Linked DNA regions of Homo sapiens: region 2 is linked to region 1. Evidence: chromatin contacts called from ENCODE Hi-C or POLR2A ChIA-PET data. All regions are on one chromosome and are shown on one strand. The core of a region is the stretch at or near the end of the contact, and the rest is flanking DNA. Distances in the headings are between cores, read along the strand shown.

Region 1 (5,599 bases), core at 147-2,646:
GGGGACTCCTATCCAGGTCGAAGCCCTCCCAGCCAGCCATCTGCAGACACAGGGCAAATAGGGGCTGGGGGGCTAGCTCGAGGGAGGAAGAGAGGCACAGAGCTGAGGCTACCAGAGAACCAGTCTCAGAAGGGAGGCAGGACCCCCAGCCACAGGACACTCCATCGGTGCCATGTCACTGGATGGACACTGTCAGCCGCCTTATCAGTCACCTCCTTAGGCAGTGAGCCTGGGCCCCCATCGGGCTTCTGTATTTCTCTGACCATGCCCACTCTCATCCCAAGACCTCCAGCCAGGCCTTGACTGAGCTCTGATCTGGAGGCACCAGAGGAAATACTCCCCAGTGCACCTTCCTGGGCCTGTTTATGAAGGGAGGGACCTGGTAGCTGAGAGGGGGGCAAGCTGATACAGTCTCGTCCTCAGGGCTCTGAGTCAGACAGAAAGGGCCAATGCCTTGAGTGCACCATTACCACTGTGATGGGTATGAAGAAGTGATGGGTGCTGGGAGGGTATAACTTGCTCTGAGCTGAGAACTGAAGGATGAGTGGGAATCTCAGTGAAAAGTGAGTGAAAGACAGAACCACAGGGTGGGTGCAAGTGCAAAGGCCACTAAGATTTGGTGATTCAATGACTATAGAAGCCAGGAGATTCTTCCAAACATGGGGGCTCCCAAGGAAGAAGCTCCTATCTTTTCTTGGTTCCCACCCATCCACAGAGACCTACTCCTCTGCCAGCACTGGCAATACTCGGACCCCACCCCCAATGCCCAGTGCAGCCCAGAAAAGGCTTTCCTTTCAGGGCAGTGCCACTCCCGCACACTGAGGGACCCTAATGGCCCAAGCTGGAAGGAAGCTCAGAGGGCCCCCACTGGTTCAGTCTAAGGCTCCGCTTCAGTACCCCGGCGATGGGAGTTCACTCTCAAAGCGCAGCTTGATAGGCAGTGAGCGGGCTCTGAGCAGGAACATTCTCCCCGATACACCCACCTCCTGTGACCCAGCTGCCCCGAACCCTGCTCTCCCTCTGCTGGACTTTAGGCCTTGCTCTTTCCTTTAAACCCGTGAGACCTTGGGCAAGGTGTTCAACCTCCCTGGGCCTCATCTGTAAAATGGGGATATTAATAGAGCCGGGAGGATGACATAAAACCAAGTGGGAGAAGCCTCGGTCCAGGCCCTGGAATACAGTAAGCGCCCAATAAGCGTTCATTCCTAGTGACACCGCTATCATCCTGTGAGAGAAAGGGAAGCTGAGGCCCTAGTGGGCAGGGCTTTGCCCAGGGTGGCCCTGGGTAGCGAGCGCGGCCGGGCGGGCGCCGTGGCCTCAGGGGCCCTCCCCGGGCTGGGCACCCCCACGCCGCCCGGGCACTGCTCGCGGCCGCGCTTTACAAGCGAAAACAAACACGGCCACAAGCAGCCCCTGTGCGACGCGGCCCCGCGCCCGCCAGCGCCGCCGCCGCCCGGTCAAAGCCGGCTTTGTGCCCGTCCCGCCGCCCCCGCGGCCCAGGCGATTTTAATTAGCGTCTGGGTCTGCGCCGGGAGATGGGAATCAAAGCCCCCGTTCTTCCAGCGCCCCCACCGCGGCCCCCACCGCGGCCCCCGCCTCTCGGATCCCCGCGGCTCCGCGCACCCCTGCTGGCAACCGCGGGAAGTGGAGCCCTCCAGGGGCAGCTGTTTGGAGTTCGAATCTCGCCTTTTACAGCAGAGGAACCTGGGGCAAGTTACTGACGCTCTGAGCCTCCGTTTCCCCATTATTAATAGCGCTAGCCGGAGCCAGCCCTTAGAGTATTGCTGGGAGGTTTACATAAGAAACAAAAGGTCAGCAGGTATTCTAGTCCTGGGGCAAGGGACAGAAAGCCTTTCTGGGGGCAGGGGGCTGCGTCTTAGGTGAGGTTGAGGAGGGGTCCCCCGGTACACAGGAAAAGGCAGCCCAGGCAGAGGCAACGGGGGAGTAAAACTCAGGTGCGTTGCCTTCTCTGGAGCTGGACCCGGGAACCCGGGCAGGGGAGGCCGACTTCCACCTGTGTGACGGGGAGCCACGGGAGGGGTTTGAGCTGGGCCGTGAGAAAGCCAGCTTTGCTTTTTGGAAAGTTCACTTGGGCTGCTGTGTAAAGGAGGGGTTGAAGGGCTGAGGCTGGAGGCAGTGACTTGATGAGGCCTGAGTTGGGCTGAGGCACCCCCAGAGGAAGGGGCAGGAGGAGGCCCTCACAGGTAAGGCTGCATCATGGGCAGCGTTCTCCCACTGAGGTTGGGATCCTTACACCCTTGAGGGTTTCTTGAAGGATACTCTGGCCCTGAGTCACCAGGGTGCTTGTTTAAAAAGGCCAGTTGATGGCCCCACCTCACATCTGCTGAATCGGAACCCTTGGGCTTGGGGCCTTGGAATCCACAGCCTCATGCTGATTCTGTTACATGAATGAGGATGAATGAGCCATAAACTAGGAAAAGTATAATCGCTGGTCCCCATACTCCCAGCACCAGGACTGAAGTGAGACATTTGTTCCCATCACTGGGCCTTGTTACCCTCACAGGCCCGCATGTCTCCCAATGGGCCTCAGTTTCCTCACTCATAAAATGGTCATGACCTCACATCAACCCTTCCTCCTAGGGATATGGGAAAATCACAGGTGCCCTTGAGTGGGAAATGCCATCAGAGGCAGGAAGACCCCTAAACAGTCCTGTCTTCCACACACTGCATTCACCCTCTTAAAGGCATTTTTGTGCATGACTGCTGCTGCTCAGCACCCTTTGAGAGCTCCCTGTGGGCAGAGGAGTGGGGTCACTGGAGTGTGGCTCCCCACTGTCTTCAGAATAAAGCTCTGACCCCTCAGCCTCGTGTTCCAAATTGGGACCTGGCTACATCTCCAGTCTCCTTTCTCAGTGCCCCCAAAACTACCCTCCACCCCTGTTCAATCCCAAACACCTGTGCTTTCCTGCAGCTTTGACTTTGCTTAACCTGTCCCCTCCTTGGAAATATACTTTCTCCCCTCCCTCTCCCCCATTTTCAAATAGCTATATGTTGTTATTTCTCTATGACTGTGCCCCACCCTGCCCCAGTAGGGGTGCTCTTTGTCTCCTGTGAACTCCTTCCGTACTCTCTAGTCCTCTGCTAAAGCACTGACTGCCTTCTACACTGGTTAAGATCTTGGGTTTTTGATGTGAAGACAATCTGGCTGTGACATCTGTCACCTCAATGATCACAGGGTTGATTTGGCCGGTCTGGCTGGCTAGGCGGGTGTCCCCTTCCTCCCTCACCACTCCAGTGCATCCCTCCTGAAGCTGCATGCTTGGTCAAAGAGGATGACCTTCCTGATACAGGAGGACCATCCCTCTGTCAAGGGTATATGAGGAGCTATGCTCCCCTACTAGAACCTCCAAACAAGCTCTAAAGATCTTGGGTCTTGGAGATTTATAAATCTAGTTTGTGGCCCTGACTCCAGTACTGTGTGACCTTGAAAAAGTTCCTTAACCTCTCTGAGCTTCCATTTCCTCCTTGTATTTTCAAGGAAATTTGGGGACATAAGGAAGGGAAAGTATTTGGAGCAGTGTCTGGGCAGTGCAGAGTAACAGATAAGAGTGCAGGCTCCTTCTTGAAAGGGGAAATGGGTGAAAAAAAAAAAAAGGAGTGCAGGCTCTGAACTACAGTGCATGGGTTTGAAACCACACTCCGCGTTCACTCACTGGCAGTATGATCTTGGGTAGCATTACTAAACTCTTCTTTGCCTCAGTTTCCTCAACTGTACAATTTGGATAATAATAGTGTGGCAGACAGACCCTAGTATGGCACCCATAATGTTCACACCCTGTATTATCCCCAGTTTTTGAGTGTGAACAAGACCTGTGATTTGCTTCTGACCGCTGGAACACGGCAAAGGTGAAGAGATTTTGCAGATGTAATTAGGGTTCCAAATTATTACATTCTGAGTTACTCAAAAGGGAGATTATGCTGAGTGGGCCTGATTTAGTCAGGGAAAATTCCTTAAAAGAGGAACTGTACCCTCCCTGGAGTCAGAGACTCTGAGTTCTGATTTTGAAGAAGTAAGCTGTTGTGCTACAAGAAGGCCTAGGAGAAGGCCACGTGGCAAGACTGTGGGTCACCTCTAGGAACTGAAAGTGGACCCTGGCTGACAGCCAGCAAGAATACCAGGGCTTCAATCCTGCAACTGCAAGGAGGTGAATTTTTCCAGCTTAAGGGAACTTGGGAGTGGATCTTTCCCCAGTCAAGCTTCTGATGAGACTGCAGCTCTAACTGATGCCTGGATTGTAGGCTGGTGAGACCCTGAAGCAGAGAACTGTCTGTTCCCAGGCTTCTGACCTACAGAAGCTGTGAGACAATAAATATGCTAAATTTGTGGTAATTTGTTACTCAGCATACAAAATTAATACAGTGTCCACCTTATAGGGTTCTAATGAAGATTAAATGGGGTCACGGAGGTAATCAAAGCCTTGGCCTAGTGCCTGGCTCATGGGAGATGCTCAGTAATTGGTAGTAATTAGCTGCCAATGCTATTATGTTTAGGATGTAGCACTTTACAAAGTTATGTTTTTAATCATCAGCTTATTAGCACGTTTGAACAAATGATAGGTTTTGCAGGCAGGAAACCTACATCTGAAACATAGCAAAATTGCTATTAGACCTTTACCTTGCTGGGCCTGTGTCTGTTAGAATGCATTAGGCTGCAAGTACAGAACACCTGACTAACAGTGGCTGTCTTAGGTTGGGATTCTTAGAAACAGAAGTTGAGATGAGAAGATGAGTTGAAAGTGATGTCTTAGGAAGTGTTTCCAAGACAAACCAGTAGTAGGGGTGTGGAGAAGTGGGAAGGGAAGAAGGCAAGGCAAGGGTGTGATTCAGGCCAAGTCCCGCAGAGGGGAGCTTGACTCAGACTTGCAGAGGAGCTCCGGAGATCGTGCAATCACTCCTCAGAGTCATCCACATCAGCACAAGGGAGCTGGAGGATTGGCACCTCCATACTCATCTGTCTGAGCTAAGGGCCACCTGGGGTGGAGCGGAGGTGGACATTGTCAGGCTCTTCTGGTTTTCCATGCTCACTGGCAAAGTGGGCTCAGGCAGCCTAAGGTCAGTGTTCTGACAAAGAGAAGCAGGTGCTGGCTGTTGGGAATGAAAGCTCACTGGAGCTGGTATGTATGACAATGGTAAAGGGATAACAGGCATTGTGATTGGGTCAATGGCAGTGCCGCTACAGTGGCATAAACTGCAAGGACATCTGTTATTTTCTTAACAAGAAATGTGGAGGTATGTGGTCTCCAGACTGCTTCAGTGTAGGTCATCAAGGTCATTGAGGACTCAGCTCAGGACAGCCTTCCTCAGCATCCTGGCTTTTATCATTCTCAGCCTCATGGCCACAAGATGGCTGCTGCAGCACCAGGGCTCATGTCCTTAACTGATAGCATTTGAGTCTGGAAGAAAAGGGAGGGCTGCAGCAAAAAAACCTTTCGCCTCACATGACCCTCCCCTACAGAAGGAAAATCTTCCCTGCTCACTCCACCAGCCCTGGTTCATGTCATCAGTGCGTGTGAAAGGGCTTTATATCCTGCGAAACACAACAATGCTAATTTTAATTGCTATTGAAATCCATGCTTTT
Region 2 (5,797 bases), core at 599-3,098, 100 kb after region 1:
TCTGTGTACCTCAGTTTCCTCATCTGTAAAATGTGGATAACCATAGCACCTTCCCATAGAGTCATTATGAAGTTGAGTTAGTTAATATTCAGGGCATAGAAGTGGGCCTGGCATGCTACATAACTGCCAACCACTGTAATGATGCTACTGGTGGTGGTAGAGATGGAAATTAGCCTTTTATTATATGTGTGGCAAGTACTTTTTCCAAGTTCATCTTTTGGCTTTGTTTTATTATCTTACGCTTTGTACAAATTTAAACTGAGTTTTAAGGATGAGTTGTTTTTAGCTTCCTATGAAGCGGCTGGTGGAGAGTTAAGTGTGGAAAGTGAGGGCATTTCAGGCAGAGGCATAGAGGCAGAAATAGCATGGTTTAGGGCAAGAATCATAGTTGTTGATGGAATGTAAAATAGGCAGGGCATGAAGTGGTATGAAGATGAAGAGGTAGGCAGATCCACGTCATATAGATCGGGGTCCCCAACCCCTGGGCTGCGGACTGGTACCAGTCCATGGCCTATTAGGAACACGGCCACACAGCAAATGAGTGGCAGCATTAGATTCTCATAGGAGCATGAACCCTATTGTGAACTGTGCATGCAAGGGATCTAGGTAGGCTGTGCTGTCCTATGACAAGCTAATACCTGATGATCTGAGGTGGAACAGTTTCATCTCAACCATCTGCTCCCCCCGCAACCCCTACACCAGTCAGTGGAAAAACTGTCTTCCAGAAAACTGGTCCCTTGTGCCAGAAAGGCTGGGGACCACTGATATGGATGGCCCCTTATGGCATGTTGAAATATAAGTGGTATAGCATCAACTCTTCTGATTACAGAAAATTGTCTCTGTGTATTTAAAGAAAACACATTAGTCCTCAGTTAACCATTTTATAACATATTAGTATAACTATATTATATATAACTATATATTTGTGTAGTGCTAAATAATTTGGCAAACAGCAGTTTACAAGCTTTTGAATTCATCATTAATTTAATCTTGTCTATAGTTCTGATATATGGTTGTATTATTACCAAGTTACACATGAGGAAATTCATGTGCAAAGAGGTTTTTTTTTTTTTTTTTTAATTTGTTCAAAGACAAATAGCTAGTAAGTGGGACTATTCAAATGAGTGTCTTGGTCTTGGGACTCAGTAAGTCCAAAATTCTTTTTCATTCTGCTGCACTCATAGAAAATGAATGTACAGGGGTAAAAACTCACGCATACTCAGGTACCAAGGGATGCTTTCCTTTGGATTTGAGTTTTTGGGATAGCATCTTCCCATCACAGTTGAGTGAGGTTCTTTTTTAAATTTTGCATTGAGTGTGGATGCTTTGGCAATGACACTTCATTCCTGATGGTTTAATGCAATTAGCAACATGCCTATCTTGTAGTTTGTTTTGTTTTTTTTTTTGCCTTTATTAATAAGCAATCACTCTGGCTGAGAGAAAATCCTTTTTCAGGAAGGATCTTCAGGGAACTATAGCTGTTCCTGTAATTCACATAAGATTCATTTTAGGTCACTGGCCACAGGTGCATGTCATTCTTAAGGCATCATATCCTTAGAGCGTTGCTCTTCCTGTTAAGTATAGTAATAGTCAAAGGATAGGCATTAAGAAAGTACTTCAACCATTAGATTCATTTATGAATGCTAAGATATTCAGTATCTCAGTGACACCTGAAGTAGTTTCCAGCATTTCTGTTCTGTGAGGTGAAGGAAGGGTGAGTTATTGCTTCAGTGCTACTAAACACTTAAAAATCCCTGTAAAAGCTGGTAGAAGGATTGGTAGCTTTGTGACTAACTCCTCTGGACTGAGGAAGATGATGTTGCCTTTCCTGGTTCTGACTTGACATCTTGTTGCTCTGCTTTGTGGTGGGGTAGTATTGCTTTCATTTCACCCACAATTTCCTCTTTTCGGGTGGAGGAAGCTGACATGTGACCCCAGGAAGGAAAGGGAAGTAAAGAGAAAATTAAGAAAAGTAAAGTCTCACATCAGCAGTAACAATTGTTTTATTGTATGTGATTGTTCTTTATTAAAAATCTGGGAAACTGAAAGGTTCATAATAACTGTCTTGGCATAATTGATACTGTTGAATGCATACATGTTCTCCATTCATCTTTAAGAGATGTTATGAGACTTTGATTTAAAAGGGGGAGATCTTCATTTTTCTGGCCTTTTCCTGGTTCCTTTCTCATAATAGTCCAGGTAGATTGAAACACCACATTTCACAAGGCTTCAAATAAATTATTTTGATGTTATACATACTCTTAATATTAAGTTTGAAATCCTAATAGCATTTTACCTATAATATTATACTTTAATGGAGATTTAAAAAATTTAGAGAAACATATTGAGTAGGAAATAAAAGTGAAATCAAAGTATTGTTACTGAATCACTAACTTTAGAAGTTATCTGATGTGTTGCCTTCATTTCTGAGATTGAAACTATGATCTAAAGAGATTTTCAGTTCATGACATGTGTTGTATGTGTGTGTTGGGAGGTCTCCAAGACCACCCACAGGTTCACTGATTTGCTAGGGGGACTTAAAGGACTCAATACGTAGTTGTATTCTGTGCTGTGATTTATTACAGTGAAAAGACACCGAGCAAAATCAGTAGAGGGAGAAGGTGTGTGGGACAAAGTCTGGGGAAAACCCATCACAAGCTTCTGAAGTCCTCTCTCAGTGGAGGCACACAAGGTGTGCTTAATACCCTAGCGAGGAGTTGTGACAACGTATGAAATGTTCTCAACCAGGGAAACTCGTTAGAGACTTAGTGATTGGGGTTTATATTAGCTGATCACATAGGCACCCTCTACCTAGCATGTGCTAGAATTTCAGATTCCCCGCAGGAAAGCAGATGTTTGGCATAATTATATTGTTTCTGTAGTTTAGGTACAGTGAACAACTCATCAGTTAAGGAGGGTGGGAACCCTCCTAACATCCAAGTTTCTAGGCACCAGCCAAGGGCAAGCCTTGGAAGCAGGCCTTTTTAAGGATAGACATCTTCTCCCACTGATGTGTTAGAAAGAAAGAAAAGGATAGACAGGCCTGCTGTGTCAACTCTTTGCTGTGTATGTGTACGTGTACATGTGTGCACTTGTGCATATGCATGCATGCAACATTTAGCATAGAGTGTGCTTTTCATTAAACGTTAGCTGTTTTTACTTATTTATTATGGGGATTCTTCATTGGTTACTACTACTGTTACTTTTAATTGTGCTCTTCCGCATTCCTATGAGGTAGCTTGGCCGGTATTTTGATCCCCATTTGATAGACAGGAAGACTAAGGCAAAGAGAAGCTTCAACATGTATTTTTATATATATATATATGATATATATATATGATATATATATGATATATATATATGATATATATATGTTATATATATTATATATATGTTATATATGTTAGATATATATGTTATATATATTAGATATATATATGTTATATATATTAGAGATATATATATATGTTATATATATTATATATAAAATTTCCCAAGGCTCCATCATTCAAGTTTTGACATTTCTAAATACTCTCGCTTAATTGACAGAGCAGGTATCTGAACCTAATGTTACGTTCTTTTTGCAAGCCCACAAAAAAAAAGTGAGGATTTTTTTTTTCCTTCTTAGCATTTTTAGAGGGTACAGCTAAGATAGAACGTAGGATTAAATGTTTAAGTTAATATCACTTTGGACCAATTCACAACCTTTTATGCTTAACTGTTTTAGTATTCAAGAAGTACTTTACTTTCTATGTAATTTTTGAGCTTTTGGGCACGGTGTCATTTAATATAGCACAGTCCTGTTGGGGCAAAAAATGATCCTTAAAGCATTAAACATTGTTCATCTTAATCCAACTAAACTGATTAATATCAGTACTAATTTTGGTGACTGTAAATTAGTACCCTACCTCTACCCCTGCACATCACCTTTTGCAGTCAAACAAGCCAGAGGCATAGTAAGATTTCAGTCATTATGCTGAGTTCCTCCTTGGTCTTATATGAACTTTGAGATTTCTTAATATCCCAAAGTGAATTTAACTTTTCATGTAATATATGTATCAAAGTAGTTGGAACATTATCTTTGTTTTCTTTTCTTTTTTTTTTTTTTTTTTGAGACAGAGTCTTGTTCTGTCCCCAGGCTGGAGTGCAGTGGCACGATCTCAGCTCACTGCAAGCTCTGCCTCCCAGGTTCACACCATTCTCCTGTCTCAGCCTCCCAAGTAGCTGGGACTACAGGCACCTGTCACCACACCTGGCTAATTTTTGTATTTTTAGGAGAGACGGGGTTTCACCATGTTAGCCAGGATGGTCTTGATCTCCTGACCTTGTGATCTGCCTGTCTTGGCCTCCCAAAGTGCTGGGATTACAGGCGTGAGCCACTGTGCCTGGCCTGTTTCTTTTTTTTTTTTTTTTTTAAGAGTTGAAGTCTTGCTCTGTTGCCTAGGCACAATCATGGCTCAGTACAGCCTCAAACTCCTGGGCTCGAGCAGTCCTTCTGCCACAGCCTCCTGAGTAGCTGGGACTATAGGTGTGCACCATCATGCCCTGCTAATTGTTGGGGGGTTTTTTTGTTTAATTTTTGTTTGTTTGTTTTTTGCAGAGATGAGGTCTGTCTGTGTTGCTCAGGCTGGTCTCGAACATTTGACCTCAAGAGATCCTCTCACCTTAGCCTCCCAAATTGCTGGAATTATAGGCATGAGCCACCACTCCTGGAGATTATCTTTGTTTCTTATAGATTGTACCTGCAAGTAAATTGAACCAAACCACAATTTAAAGAATGCTGTCCCACCAGTACCAGAGACAATTTTATACTCAGTAAATTCTGCTGCATGCCACTCTACTGGCTAAAATAGTTTGCAAAGTGTTTTTACTCATATTGCACTCATCTGATCCTTATAATAACCTGTGATGATGGGTATTCTGATTTTACAGAAGAGGAAGTTGAGACTGACTTATCCAAGGCTCTCAACCTTCTAAGTTGGGGATCAGGCTTACTGTGTAAAAAATGAAAATGTTAAGCTCTTGAAACATTTTGTACTAAATATCAGTGAAGTATTTTGGAGAAAGCAAATTCTCCAACAGTAAGTGAAAATTACCATTTCTACCAGGCTATTGCTAAAATATTTTTGGTTTCTTGTGTTGGATAGTATACTTATTTATAAGCCTGAATAAGATTATGCTCCTTATGTTGCTTCTCAAATAAAAATAAAGATTTAGAATTTTTAAAAAGCAGATCTGAGAAGAATCTTATGCATTCTACCAGAAGAAAATATGATGGAATTTGTTATTGTATCTTGGCCTAAAGGAAAGTCTTTCCAAACATAATAAAAAACGCAGAAGCCATAAAAGAAAAGTTTGATTAATATAACTACATAAAAATAACCACTATAAACAAAGTCAACACAATTGATACACCGGGAAGAGTATTGCTAGTCATGTAACATAAAGCTAATTTTTCTTAACAAATCAAGAAGAAAAAGTTAATACAAGTAGGAGTAAGGAAATGCATATGCATTTCATATCAAAGGAAATGCAAATTACTCTTAACCATATAAAAACACTCAATTTCACTCATAAAATATAAGCATATAAAATGCAAAATTTCATCTGTTAGATTAGCAAAGCGAAAAGGTTTCAGCACTCATGGTGTTGGAAAAGATGTGAGTAGATCGGCTTCTTGGGAGGCTTAAGGCAGAGGGATCTCTTGAGGCTGGGAGTTTGAGGCCATAGGTCACTATGATTATGCCTGTGAATAGCCACTGCACTCCCTCCTGGGCAACACTGTGAGACCTCATCT

What was found. Hi-C counts contacts between places; a loop is a spot of excess contacts on that map. ChIA-PET counts read pairs that join two places held with the same protein, here RNA polymerase II (POLR2A). Pooled maps may share reads with other maps.
Region 2: a pooled map shows a loop between it and region 1 (1.9-fold over the local background). The contact joins two enhancer-like sites. A Hi-C loop is called at or near these places in 1 of 50 pooled maps. POLR2A ChIA-PET finds 5 or more read pairs at or near these places in 2 of 52 experiments (H1 and WTC11).

The regions. Positions count from the first base shown.
Region 1 is chr11:74,682,077-74,687,675 of GRCh38, forward strand. It overlaps the pseudogene RN7SKP297. Among named protein-coding and RNA genes, the nearest start is that of MIR4696, 35 kb to the right of the region's middle. Within about 2 kb of position 1,397, at least 11 of the 41 ENCODE cell types and tissues checked have a DNase peak (open chromatin) inside an H3K27ac peak, as active enhancers do.
Region 2 is chr11:74,781,848-74,787,644 of GRCh38, forward strand. All of the region lies in intron 1 of RNF169 (ring finger protein 169), which reads left to right. Among named protein-coding and RNA genes, the nearest start is that of RNF169, 36 kb to the left of the region's middle. Within about 2 kb of position 1,849, at least 10 of the 41 ENCODE cell types and tissues checked have a DNase peak (open chromatin) inside an H3K27ac peak, as active enhancers do.